Regions from separate parts of the Homo sapiens genome. Here region 2 is linked to region 1. Evidence: read pairs that join two places in POLR2A ChIA-PET (ENCODE). Cell type or tissue: HepG2. All regions are shown on one strand. Links, peaks and the distances in the headings refer to the core of each region. The heading gives the core; the rest is flanking DNA.

Region 1 (7,050 bases), core at 1,598-5,597:
TGGTAATAAAATTTCAAACAGTTACAAAAGGATAAAGAAAACATAAGTTTTCCACATCTCCCGGCCTACCCCTAGACTGACTCTTTAGACGTAAACATTTAAAATCAGATCTAGGTTTTGTCCTCCTGTGGTTATAGGCAGAATTCTAAAATATGTTTATACTTCTCTCTCTTAGTTTATCTACTTTAAAGATTGTTTGAAAACTCCTTTATACTTTGAATATTGAGGAATTTAACTCAGTTATATTTCACCGCATGTTCTCCCTCCCAATTTTTATTTTTATATTAAGTCTATCGGAATCTTTATAACTTTAAATAATATACTTACATCTCAATTTCTTGGCCCGTCACCTTTTACAGTATGTCTAACTTACAAAGTGTAAGTTCAGGAAAATACACAAGGCAGACTTCCTTCTGCCTTGTAATGGACACTGTGGTGTGGCGTGCTGCCCAGATCCCTTTCAGGACCAAGGCCTTGATTCCCCAACTTTGGGGAGTGCTGGCAGCTAAGAGGTCTCAGCTGAGTCCCTCTCCAAGAATTGCTTTTGGCTGAAGGGAGTTACCTGGAGATTATGTGAGAGATTATGCCACCTCCCAGAGGGCAGCCCATATCCAGTGACTGGTCAGTATGGGTTATGTGTTATAATGGTGTAGCCAGCCTATTGGCCTCAATGGAGCAACTTTGAAGAGCCATCTGCCTCCTCCCAAACTTCTTGCAGCATTGACTGGGGCCTTGTATCTACTCACTCCTCCCCTGCCTGGTCTTGGCTCCCTCAACTCTCACAGGTGATGTTTCTGAGAACACTCTCCAACAACCTCCCTATACCCAAGTCTTAGAGTCTCAGAGTCTGTTCTCTGGGGAACTTATAAATACCTTCTCTGTATCTCCTATTTCTATTTCTGATTATGGTCAGCTAATAAACAATTACTTTTAATTTTTTTTACTGTGAAATATTTCAAACATACAAACAAGAAAATATAATAATAAAATTAAAACCGGAAGAAACACCACTATAAATAACATTGTCATTTTTTATTCTACCATGACTTTATTATATTACTTTACTATAACTTAGTCTTCCATGCTTTATTCAAAGATTGTTCCTAAGAATTGAAAACAGAAGACAGTAATTACAATAATTTTATTGTGTATTCTTTAGTGACAATCTAAATAGTGAGGTTTGACCTGCAGACAAGCAAATGTAATCCTATGCTATTCAAACTGAGCCGCCTAAAGGGAACTGTTGCAAGATCAAATGTCAAATGGATTTTTTTTATTGTTACAATCTACCAATTGCATAAAATTGTATTACATTTTGGTTTGCTTCTTTTTCAAATTACAACTTTCTATATAGATTTTTACTGGAGTCACCTTTGTTTCATCTTGGTGACAAAATAACATAAACTTTTCCTACTATGATCATGTAGCATTTTATCACCCATTTTTAAAAATTTTTGGGGAAAAAAGCAAATCAATCAAAAAGTTGCTATACTAGAACAGTGAGCCTCCATTCTGTAATAGGTTCACCAGTTTTAAACACAAACACACACACACACACACACACACACACACACACACACTCTTACATATTTCTTTGTAAGCCATTAGAAAATAACTTGTAGAGAACATGACCTATCAGTCTTAAGTACTTCAGTGTACATCTCCTAAAGACAAGGACATAACCACAATGTCATTATCACACCTAAGGAATTTAACAATAATTTAATAATATCATCTAAGATACTATCTATATATAACTTGTAGATAACATGACACATCACTCTTAAATACTTCAGTGCGCATCTGAAATTAATTCGTTCTGGCCAGGCGCAGTGGCTCACACCCGTAATCCCAGCACTTTGGGAGGCTGAGGCGGGTGGGTCACTTGAGGTCAGGAATTCAAGACCAGCCTGGCCAACATGGTGAAACCCTGTCTCTAATAAATATATAAAAATTAGCCGGGCCTGGTGGCAGGCACCTATAATCCCAGCCATTTTGGAGGCTGAGGCAGAAGAATCGCTTGAACCGGGAGGCGGAGGTTGCAGTGAGTCGAGATCTCACCACTACACTCCAGCCTGGGTGATAGAGCGAGACTCTGGCTCAGTAAATAAATAAATAAATAAAAATAAAATTGATTAGTTCTGCTTCTAATAGAACTAATTGGCCACATTCAAGGGCTCAATACCCACATGTAGCTAGTGGCTATCATGTTGGATGGTGCAACTTGAGGCAGTACCCTGATGCCCACCTTCATTTCTGCTCCGTTTTCTACTCCAGTCTTGGCACTTGCACGTTACTAGTTTTAGCCAAGGCTCTTTCCACCATGGTTTCTCTCTCACGATGGTTCTTTCATTTTCTCTTACCCAGAAATTATTCAGGCTGTCTCCTGACCTGCTCACATTTCTCCCTCCCATTATTAAGCTTTGTTATGAATCTGTTTCTCTCTGCATGTCTTCTCTGTCATCTCAATGGCACGTGAAGCACACGAGCTTAGTAGTCTGTCTTGGATTAGAGATGTGAGGGGGTTTTAAGAGTAATCTTTAGATAATAATGGAATTAGAAAGCCCACTGGTGCATCTATTTTCTCAGGCCTTAACTTTTTTTTTTTTTTTTCAGACAGAGTCTCTATTGTGCAGTGGCAGGATCTCAGCACACTGCAACTTCTGCCTCCCAGGCTTGAGTGATCCTCCCACTTCAGCCTCCAGAGTAGCTGGGACTACTGGTGCACACCACCACTCCCAGCTAACTTTTTTTTCTTTTCTTTTCTTTTCTTTTCTTTTCTTTTCTTGTGTTTTCTTTTCTTTCTTTTTGGAGAGATAGGGTTTTGCCATATTGCCCAGGCTGGTCTCAAACTCCTGAGCTCAAGCAATCCACCCGCCTTTGCCTCCCAAAGTGCTGGGATTACAGGCATGAGCCACCATGCCCAGCCAGTCCTTAACTTCTTAATCCTACCATGTATCTACGTGGATCCAAAAAAGCTATCCCTACCAGTAGAATGAGAGAGGAATAATAATCTTGTATCCTTCCAGATATATCCTTGAGGATAGTAGTGTGCATAGAGAGGCTGTTATATGCTTTATCCTGCCTACTTCCAGGGTGGCAATAAAAACAAAATGCCCCGTAAATCAGTACCACAAGATTCGTTTAGAAATACATTGCTCAGATATATTTCATTTACATGAATTCTATGTTCAAAAGGATGGCGGCTCACAGGGAAATCTCATCCTTTCATTCCTGAGTGGCAGTTAGTAAGGCTCCATGGAACTGGCCCTTTATGTTGTCATTAAGATTCCCAAGGATGTTTATGTCTACCATGGGGAGACTAGATTAAAGGAACGTTGGAAAGGCCACAAAGGGGAGAATGGGCAATGTAGGAACATGTATGTCCAAACATGGAAACCATATGGAGTTAAGACAAATCATGTTCTATTTGCTGAGGAACCAGGTTGATTAAAGACTTTCTTATGACATGAATTGGAAAATTTGACATATGTACACATGAGGCTGATGGAGAAAAAGATGCTTAATCTTGCAAAAGTCTATCAATTTTATTGAGCTATATAAACCCCAATCTGTCCATACTACTGCCATTCCCCTCTAACAGCCACATTCTTAAAATTGCTTGGAGATATTCTAAAATCTGGTCTCCGGTAGGTATATAACAATTTATGGTCATTTCTATTATTACATTATATATGTCTTGGTCCACTTTGTGCTGTTATAACAGAATACCTGATACTGGCTAGTTAATAATGAACAGAAATTTACTAGTATATAGTTCTGGAGGCTGGGAAGTCCAAGATCAAGGTGCTGGCATCTTGCCATAACTTTCTTCCTGTGCCATCACATAGCAGAAGGTGAAAGGGCAAAAGTACAAGAGAGCAAACTTATGCTCTCAAACCCTTTTTATGATAACATTAATCTATTTGTGAGGGCAGAGCCCTCATGACCTAAACACCTCCCATTAGGCCCCACTTACTGGCCCCAGTACTGTTGGATTGGGAATTAAGTTTCCAAAACATGAATTCTGGGGGACGCATTCAAACCATAGAAACTTGTTTGCTAGAGAAAACATGTACATTGTTTGTGTCATTGTTACCATTTTGATGCATAATCTGCCAATTAAATACATAGGTGTTTTCTTAATAAGAATACGAACATGCTAAATACATTGCTTTTTAACTTGCCTTTAAATTTATTTATATTATTATTTAGTTATTATATATTGTATATCAATATATTTATAATAATTTAATATATCGTGAACATCATTGTACATTATTATTTTATCATTCTTTTGCAACATCATTTTTAGTGGCTGTATAGTTTTCTATTGTACTACTGTCTTTCTCTCTCTCTAGTCAGTCTCCTTTCATGTGCTAAACTGGATTTTTACTGATCGACTAAAGAAGGCACATTTCAGCCAGGCACAGTGGCTCATGCCTGTAATCCCAGCACTTTGGGAGGCTAAGATGGGTGGATCTCTCGAGTCCATGAGTTCGAGACCAGCCTGGGCAACGTGGTGAAACCCCATCTCTACAAAAAGTTTTTTAAAAAATTAGCCAGGTGTGGTGATGTGCTCCTGCAGTTCCAGCTACTCGGGAGGCTGAGGTAGGAGGAACACGCAGAGCTGAGTTGTGATCACACCACTGCACTCCAGCCTGGGCAACAGAGCAAGACCTTGTCTCAAAAAATAAAAATAAAATAAAATAATACACGTTTCCAACATTTTTTTAGTCTTCTAGAAATACATCGGAATCTCTAGTCTGCTGATGCCCCTTATTTCCCTGATCAGTTTTATCCTGAGTCAAGTCCTTACTGCAGTTTTTTGCTGTCCTTTCAATGAGAATTGGAAAAGAGCGGGATATTTGGTGGTTCTCTCAGCCAGTCAACAATTCAATGTCAGGAGGCTTGCCTCTTTATATAGCAGCCTTTTTGTGTAATTATCTAATATTTTATTTCATATTGCTTTTTTCTTAAAATAGTAAAAACTAGAAAAGTGAAAGTGCTAACATTAATGATATGAAATGTAGATCTTTCAATCTCCTAGCAACTGAGACAAAAAAATGGAATTGATTGCATATGCTGAGAGCAGTAAGTCTTTACTCATTGGATGTAAGTCAGTTTTCTGGGTATTCCATTGTGAAAGGGAAAAGATAAAAATACATAAAGAATAGGATTGAAGTGCTAGGAACATATCAAAGATGTGCCTAAAAACCCAAAATTTATTCAATAATTGAATAAACAAATAAATTATGGTACATTCATTCACTGGAATATCAACAGGAATCGGAAAGAATAAACTACGACTGTACTCAGTAGAAAAAAGGTACAGAGAAAACCAACAGAGCAAAGATAATCAATAAAATCAAAAGATGGTTCTTTTACACAGTCAATTAAATCCATAAATAGAAAAATCTATAGAGACAGAAAGTAGATTAGTGGTTGCCTAGGGCTTGAGCGAATGGATAGATGAGATTTTGGGGGGGGGATGGCTAAGGGGTGCAGGGTTTATTTTTGGAGCAATGAAAACGTTTTAAAATTGATTGTTGTGATGAATGCGTAACTCTATGAATACACTCAAGGCCATTATATTGTACACTTTAAATGGGTGAATTATACAGTATATGAATTATACTTTTATTTTTAAAATAATTTAAAAATGAAGGCAAAATTAAGGCATTCCCAGATAAACAAAAGCTGAGAGAAATCATTACTAGATCTGCCTTGTAAGAGACACTAAAGAGAGTCCTTCAGGCTGAAATGAAAGGACACTAGACAGTAACTTGAATCCACAAGAAGAAATGAGGAGCGCCAGTAAAGTTAACTACATGGGTAAATATACAAGAAAATGTAAATGTATATTTTGTTTATAACAATTTTTATTTCCAATCTGACTTAAAAGATAACTGCAAAAAGTAATAACTATAAATATGTGTTGATGGACATATAGTAAATAAAGAAGTAATTTTATGATAATATTAGCACAAGTGAAGAGGAGGAAAATGGAGTTATAAAGAAGTAAAGTTTTGTAATTATTAAAATTAATAATCTACAAACTTAAAATTAAAGTTTGTATTCACCTGAACTATATTATTCTAAGCTGTTAATTGTAATCCCCAGGGCAACCATTAAAAAAAAACAACTCAAAAAATGTGATAAAAGAAATGGCAAGTTAGTTAAAATAGTACACTAGAAAATATCCATGAGACACAAAAGCAGGCAGTAATGGAGGAATAGAGGCACAAAAAAGACATAAGACATGTAGAAAACAACTGGCAAAATGGCTGATATAAATCTTACCCTATCAGTAATTACATTAAATATAAATAGGTTAAATACTCCAATCAAAAAACAGAGACTGGCAGAATGGATAAAAAAAAATCCAACCAAATGCTGTTTATAAGAAACATATTTTAGATTCAAAGACATAAATAGGTTGTATGTAAAAGGATGGAAAAAAACATAAACGATGAATACAGTATTTAAAAGAAAGCTGAAGTAGCTATGTTAATATCAGACAAAAATCAACAAATGTTACTACAGCAAAGAAGGACACTTGACAATAATAAAAGGGTCAATCCATTAAGAAAACTTAACAATTATGAATATATATATGCAGCTAACAATATAGTCCTTAAAATAAATGAAGCAAAAACTCACAGAATTAAAGAGAGAAATAGACGATACAAGAATAATAGTTGAGGCCGGGTGCAGTGGCTCATGCCTGTAATCCTAGCACTTTGGAAAGCTGAAGTGGAAAGCTCCTGAGGTCAGGAGCTCGAGATCAGCCTGGCCAACATGGCAAAACCCCATGCCTACTAAAAATATAAAAAACTAGCCGGGCCTGGTGGCAGGCGCCTGTAATCGCAGCTACTCAGGAGGCTGAGGCAAGAGAATCCCTTGAACCTGGGGGACAGAAGTTGCAGTGAGCTGAGATCGCACCACTTCACTCCAGCCTGGGTGAAAGAGTGAAACTCTGTCTCAAAATAATAATAATAATAATAATAGTTGAAGACTCTAATACCCCACTTTCATTAATAGATGGAA
Region 2 (7,050 bases), core at 1,841-5,840, 200 kb before region 1:
ACATAGTGAGACACCATCTCTTGAAAAAAAAAAAACAACATAGCTTATGAAGAGTCATGAAGGTGCTAATATTGGCTGTTCCTGGGTAGGAGGGAATGTGTTTTTATTTTCTTCTTTTTGCTTGTCTGTACTTTCTGATTGCCTTTTTTGGCAAGCACATATTGCTTTTGTAATAGGAAAAAAATATTTTCAAAACGTTCTCAGCAAAGTAGTATGTTTGTTTTTAAAATAGATGACAACATAATAAATGGGAAGTTTCCAACACCTCCTCACTTTTTAAAAAAAACTTTTCCCAAAAGAAATACATGCTCCTGGTAGAAACCTTTGAAAATTCAGATCATCAAAAAATAAAGAAAATAAAAATTGACTGTAATCCCATCACAGGAATAACCACTGTCAACATTTTTAATTCTACCTTTCCAATACACACACTAGTTTCATTTTTTATTTATTTTTTGGACAGAATATTGCTCTGTCACCCAGGCTGGAGTAGTGCAGTGGCACGGTCCTAGCTCACTGCAGCCTTCAACTCCTGGGCTCAAGTGACCCTCCTACTTCAGCCTCCTGAGTAGCTGAGACTAGAAGCACATGCCACCACTCTGGGCTAATTTTTTATTTTTTATAGAGATGGTGTGTGTGTGGGGGGTCTCACTATGTTGGCCAGGCTGGTGTCAAACTCCTGGCCGCAAGGATCCTCTCTGCATGTTAGTTTTCTACTTCAATTCACATACTGTAGTTTTTGCAAAAACAGGACCATGCTGTAATACTTGTAATTACAAGTATTGTCATTTTGCTTCTTCTACATGGTAGTTCATGGACATCAAATTTTTTTTACATGATCACTTTAATAGTCATGAGACTGGGCGTGGTGGGTCATGCCTATAATCCCAGCACTTTGGGAGGCCCAGGTGGGTGGATCATGAGGTCAGGAGTTCGCGACCAGCCTGGCCAACCGTGAAACCCTGTCTCTACTAAAAATACAAAAAATTAGCCCGGCGTGGTGGCACGCGCCTGTAAGCCTAGCTACTTGGGAGGCTGAGGCAGGAGAATTGCTTGAACCTGGGAGGCGGAGGTTGCAGTGAGCCAAGATCGTGTCATTGCACTCCAGCCTGGGCGACAGTGCGAGACTCTGTCTCAAAAAAAAAAAAAAAAAAAAAAAGGTTATATAGGTTTCTAGTTCTAAATGACCCACAATTTAACCAACCCTATATTGTTGAACCTTTGGGTTGTTTCCAAATTCTGTGCTATTGTAGAAATGCTGCAGGGACCTCTGTACACATCTAAGTTGACTTTTTCAGAAATGGGCCAAAGGGTGTGCACATTTTTAAGGCTTTCGAAATGTAGTCGTGCAGTTAGTACGCTGTCAAACAGGACAATGTGCAGTCCCTGTTATCACACAGGAGGGTAGTATTGGTTCAACCAGTTTCTAGCTGCGTAATCTTGAGAAAACTACTTACTGTCTCTACACTTCGATTTCCTCAAGTGTAAAACTGGAATGATAGTAGCTATTGGATAAGATTGCTGTGAGGGTTAAATGAAAAAAATGTGGAAAGTGATGCCGGGCCCAGCACATGGTGAGCTCTCAATGAATGCTGGTTGTGTCTGACTTAAAGATTATCTTCTTTTCAGGGGAAGATAGGCTTGGAGACTGACGTTCGATTTCCTGGAAAAGTTGGGAGCAGGTGGAGATGGTAAATGAGGCTGGGTGCAGTGGCTCATGCTGGTAATTCTAGTACTTTGGGAGACCGAGGCTGGTGGATCGCTTGAGTTTAGCAGTTCAAGACCAGCCTAGGCAACATGGTGAAACCCCATCTTTACAGAAAATACAAAAAAAATTAGCTCAGCATGGTGGCATGCACCTGTAGTCCCAGCTACTTGGGAGGATCAACTAAGCCTGGGAGTTTGAGGCTGCAGTGAGCCACAATCATGCCACTGTACTCCAACCTGGGGGCAACAGAGTGAAACCTTGCCTTAAAAAAAAAAAAAAAGGGTGAATGAGGAAGATGCTGGGGAGGGCAAGCGAGAAGAGGATAAGCAATAGAGGAGCTGATGGTGACGAGGTAAAGAAAGGATTAGTAGCGGGGAGAGCAGGGGAGGATAGGAAGAGAATGGGAACTGGAAGGACAGAGGTGAGATGTCCACATGGGCCATTTGGTGCAGGGCCCCCGGGAGGCAGAACCATGCAGTAGTCACTTTGGGAACTGGGGGGCTACCTCAATCAGGTCTGGGTGAGCCTGTGTCCTCTGGTCCCTGGCCCCATCGAGCTGCCCCTTCCTGCCCTCCTCTGTCTCAGCCTCATCTTGCATCACTCCATGCCTGTCTTCTCTCAGTTCCTTGAGTAAGCATGTTCCTCTCTGTTGCGTGACCTTTGTACATTCTGTCCCCTCCCCCGCCACCCCCCGCACAGGAACTCTACTCTTTCCTGGCTAACTCCCACACATCCTTCAGATCTCTAGCTTAAAGCTCACTTCCTGGTCAGGCCTGGTGGCTCATGCCTGTAATCCCAGCACTTTGGAGGCCGAGACAGGAGGGTCATTTGAGCTCAGGAGTTCAAGACCAGCCTGGGCAACACAGTGAGACCTCATCTCTACAAAAGATAAACAAAATTATCCAGGCGTGGTGGTGCATACCTGTGGTCCCAGCTAGCTGGGAGGCTGAGGTGGGAGGATCGCTTGAGGCTTGGAGGTGGAGGCTGCAATGAGTCATGATGGCACCACTTTACTCCAGCCTGGATGACAAAGTGACACCTCAACTCTGAAAACAAAACAAAACAAAAAGATGACTTCTTCTGAGGATTTCTCTGAACATTCCATATAAAGCAGCCCCTCATCCCCACTCCCTTTCCCTTTACTCTGTCATGGCCCTCTCTCTGAACCTGCAGAGCAAGGACAAGGTTTGTAGTTATGTGTGATTATGGGATTACACACACTTGGTGTCCCCACTAGGCTGAAAGCTCCATGAGGGCAGGAACAGGGTCTGATTTTTGCTCACAATTGTATCCCTGATGCCCAGCACACAGTAAGCAATCAATAAGCATTTATTGAAATGGAAAAAGCCTATGCCTTTTTTTTTTTTTTTTGAGACGGAGTCTTGCTTTGTCCCCCAGGCTGGAGTGCAGTGGTGCCATCTCGGCTCACTGCAACCTCCACTTCCCTGGTTCAAGTGATTCTCCTGCCTCAGCCTCCTGAGTAGCTGGTATTACAAGTGCGTGCTACCACATCTGGCTAATTTTTGTATTTTTCGTAGAGATGGGGTTTCACCATGTTGCCCAGGCTGGTCTCGAACTTCTGACCACAAGTGATCTGCCTGTCTCGGCCTCCCAAAGTGCTGAGATTACAGTCGTGAACCACTGCGCCCGGCCAAGCCTATGCATTTATGACCAATGAAATGCTTTTACACCCTCTCCTGTGGCTCCAATTCCATCTTGATTGATGTTGGTTGCTTGGTCGAAGGAACAGGACATTTGGGGGCTTCAAGGGAGGCCTTAGCCAGCTCCTTTCCTACCCTCTTTTCCTTTGAGGAAGAAGCTTCCCTTTCTATGACTAGACACTTTCAACCAGTACTTCTCAAATTTTAATGTGTCTATAAATTACCCCGGGGATCTTCTTTTTTTTATTTTTATTTTTTATTTTGAGACCAAGTCTCACTCTGTCGCCCAGGCTGGAGTGCAGTGGCGTGATCTCGGCTCACTGCCACCTCCGCCTCCCGGGTTCAAGCCATTCTCCTGCCTCAGCCTCCCAAGTATCTGGGAGTACAGGCACTCACCAGCACGTCCGGCTAATTTTTGTGTTTTTAGTAGAGACGAGGTTTCACCATGTTGGCCAGGCTGTGTGTCGAACTCCTGACCAGCAGGAATTCCTGATCCACCCGCCTTGGCCTCCCAAAGTGCTGGGATTACAGACCTGAGCCTCTGTGCCTGTCCTTCGACCGGGGATCTTCTTAACGTGCAAATTCTGAGGCAGATCTGGGGTAGGATCGAGATTCTGCGTCTCTAACAATCTCCCAGGTGAAGTCCATAATGCTAATTCCAGGACCAAGGCTTTCACATTTCGGCATCTGTGATCTACAGGCCACTGGGATTTCCACGCTTTAGGTTGAGTCGCTGCGCCCCCTCTTGACCACTAAAGGATATGACAATCTTCGACCGAGGGGATAAAGACACCGTGCATGAATTGTAAAACACATCACACTCTTGGGGAATAGGATCTTCTCTAAAAGCAAATGGGCATACGGATTCCGATAGCATTAGTACATTTATTCTTCATTTTAATTTAATTTTATTTTTTGTAGAGACAGGGTTTTGCCATGTTGCCCAGACTGGTCTCGAATTCCTGAGCTCAGGCCACCCACTCGCCTCTGCCTCCCAAAGTGCTGGGATTACAGGCATGAGCCACCGCGCCCGGCCTGCAGAGTGTATTCTTAAGAATAAATTGGGGTGGGTGTCGTGGCTTACGCCTATAATCCCAACACTTTGGGAGTCCGAGGCGGGCGGATCACGAGGTCAGGAGTTCAAGACCAGCCTGGCCAACATGGTGAAACCCTGTCTCTACTAAAAATACAAAAATTAACCGGGTGTAGTGGCGGGTGCCTGTAATTCCAGCTACTCGAGAGGCTGAGGCAGGAGAACCACTTGAACTTGGGAGTCGGAGGTTGCAGTGAGCCGAGATGGTGCCATTGCACTCCAGCCTGGGTGACGAAGCAACACTGTCTCAAAAAAGAAGAAGAAAAAAAAAAGAATAAATTTTCTGATCGGGCCTGGTGGCTGCGACTATAAGTGTGTGCCACCATGCCTGCCTAATTTTTGTATTTTTTTGTACAGACATGGTTTCGTACAAAACCTTGTCTCCAGCTCCTGGGCTAAACACTCTGCCTTCCTCGGCTTCCCAAAGTGCTGGGATTACAGGTGTGAGCCACTGTGACCAGGCCTCCTTTTTTTTTTTTCTTCCTATTTTTTATATATGGTGGTAAAATACACACAACATTTGCCATCTTAACCATTTTTAAGTGTCCAGGTCAGTGGTATTAAATACATTCACAATGTCGTGCAGCTGTCACCACCATCCCACCATCTGTCTGTCTCTAGAACTCTGTCTCCTAAAACTGAAACCCTGTACCCATTAAACAGTAATTTCTTATTCTTCCCTCTCCCCAGCCCCTGGCATCCACCATTTTACTTTCTGTTGCTATGATTTTAAGGGACTTTATATAAGTGGAATCATACAGTGGGTATCCTTTTCTGACTGGCTTGTATCACGTAGTATAATGGCCTCAAGCTTCATTCAGGCTGCAGTATGTGTTGGAATGTCTTTCCTTTTTAAGGCTGAATAATATTCCATTATACATATACACCACGTTTTGCTTATCCATTCATCATTGATGGACATTTGGGTTGCTTCTACATTTTAGCTATTATGAATAATGCTGCTATGAACATGGGTGTACAAATATCTCTTTGAGATCAGCTTTCAGTTTTTGGGGGTATATACGCAGGGTAGAATTTTGGGGTCATATGGTAATTTTATTTTTAATTTTAAAAGAAACCCCCACACTGTTTTCCACAGCAGCTGTGCCATTTTACATTCTCACCAACAGTGCATAGAGTTCCAATTTCTCTACATCCTTGACAAAGTTTGTAATTTTTTCTCTCTCTCTGTGTGTGTGTGTGTGTGTGTGTGTGTGTGTGTGTGTATTTTTTTTAGAGAGTCTTGCTCTGTTGCCCAGGCTGGAGTGCAGTGGTATGCTCATGGCTCACTGTAGCCTTGATCTCCTGGGCTCAAGCGATGCTCCCACTTCAGCCTCCCGAGTAGCTGGGACTATAGGCATGGACCACCACACCTGGCTAATTTTAATGTAATGTAATTTAATTTTTTTTTTTGTAGAGATGGGGTCTCACTATGTTGCTTTGGCTGGTCTCAAACTCCTGGGCTCAAGCAATCCTCTTGCCTCAGCCTTGCAAAGTGTTGGGATTACAGGCATGAGCTACTGCACCTAGCCTGTGTGTGTGAGTGTGGTGTTTTCGTTTTTTGTTTTTGAGACGGAGTTTTGCTCTCGTTGCCCAGGCTAGAGTGCAATGGCGTGATCTCAGCTCACTGCAACCTCTGCCTCCTGGGTTCAAGCAATTCTCCTGCCTCAGCCTCCTGAGTAGCTGGGATTGCAGGCATACACCACCACGCCCAGCTAATCTTGTATTTTTAGTAGAGATGGGGTTTCTCCATGTTGGTCAGGCTGGTCTCGAACTCCCAACCTCAGGTGATCCACCCACCTTGGCCTCCCAAAGTGCTGGGATTACAGGCGTGAGCCACTGTGCATGGTCTTGTGTGTTTTTTTTTAATAGTAGCCATCCTAATGGGTGTGAGGTGGTATCTCACTGTAGTTTTGATTTCCATTTCCCTAATGTCTAGTGATGTCGAACATCTTTTGTGCTTATTTATTAGCCATTTATATATCTTCTTTGGAGAAATGTCTATTCAAGTCCTTTGGCCATTTTTGAACTGGGTTGTTTGCTTTTTTGTTGTTGAGTTTTAGGAGTTCTTTATATATTCTGGATATTAATCCTTTATCAGCTATATGATTTGCAAATGTTTTATCTCATCTTGTGGGTTGCTTTTTCACTCTGTTGCTAGTGTCTTTTCTTGCACAAAATTTAAAAATTTTCATGAAGTCTAATTTGTCTATTTTTTCTTTTATTGCTTATGCAATAAAAGTGTCATATCCAGAAAAATCATTGCCAAATCTAATGTTGTGAAGCTTATCTCCTGTGTTTCCTTCGGTGAGTTTTACAGCTTTAGGCCTTACATTTGGGTCTTTGATGCATTTTGAGTTAATCTTTGCATATGGTGTTAGGCAAGTGTCCAACTTCATTTACACGTGGATATCCAGTTTTCCCAGCACCATTTGTTGAAAAGACTGTCCTTTCCCCATTGAATGGTCTTGGCACTTTTGTCAAAAATCACTTGATAATAGTCAAGTTAATTAATAATTATATTGATTAACAATTAATATAATTATAAAATTATATTTTATGACTACATTGGTATAAAGAAAAATATA

What was found. Peaks named below come from ENCODE experiments on the same cell type or tissue, not always from the same donor. Only the 100,000 strongest peaks of a DNase experiment are listed, where the experiment ranks them.
Region 2: POLR2A ChIA-PET joins it to region 1 with 5 read pairs; 8 of 35 experiments call an interaction of 5 or more read pairs at or near these places.

Annotation. Positions count from the first base shown.
Region 1 is chr14:75,500,786-75,507,835 of GRCh38, forward strand. No RefSeq gene overlaps it. Among named protein-coding and RNA genes, the nearest start is that of BATF, 18 kb to the right of the region's middle. In HepG2, for the core only: no CTCF peak of the experiment used is centred there; a DNase peak (open chromatin) is centred at 3,846.
Region 2 is chr14:75,299,590-75,306,639 of GRCh38, forward strand. No RefSeq gene overlaps it. Among named protein-coding and RNA genes, the nearest start is that of LINC01220, 8.7 kb to the left of the region's middle. RefSeq lists an enhancer at 4,630-4,799. In HepG2, for the core only: a CTCF peak has its summit at 4,097 (motif pointing left); a DNase peak (open chromatin) is centred at 4,082.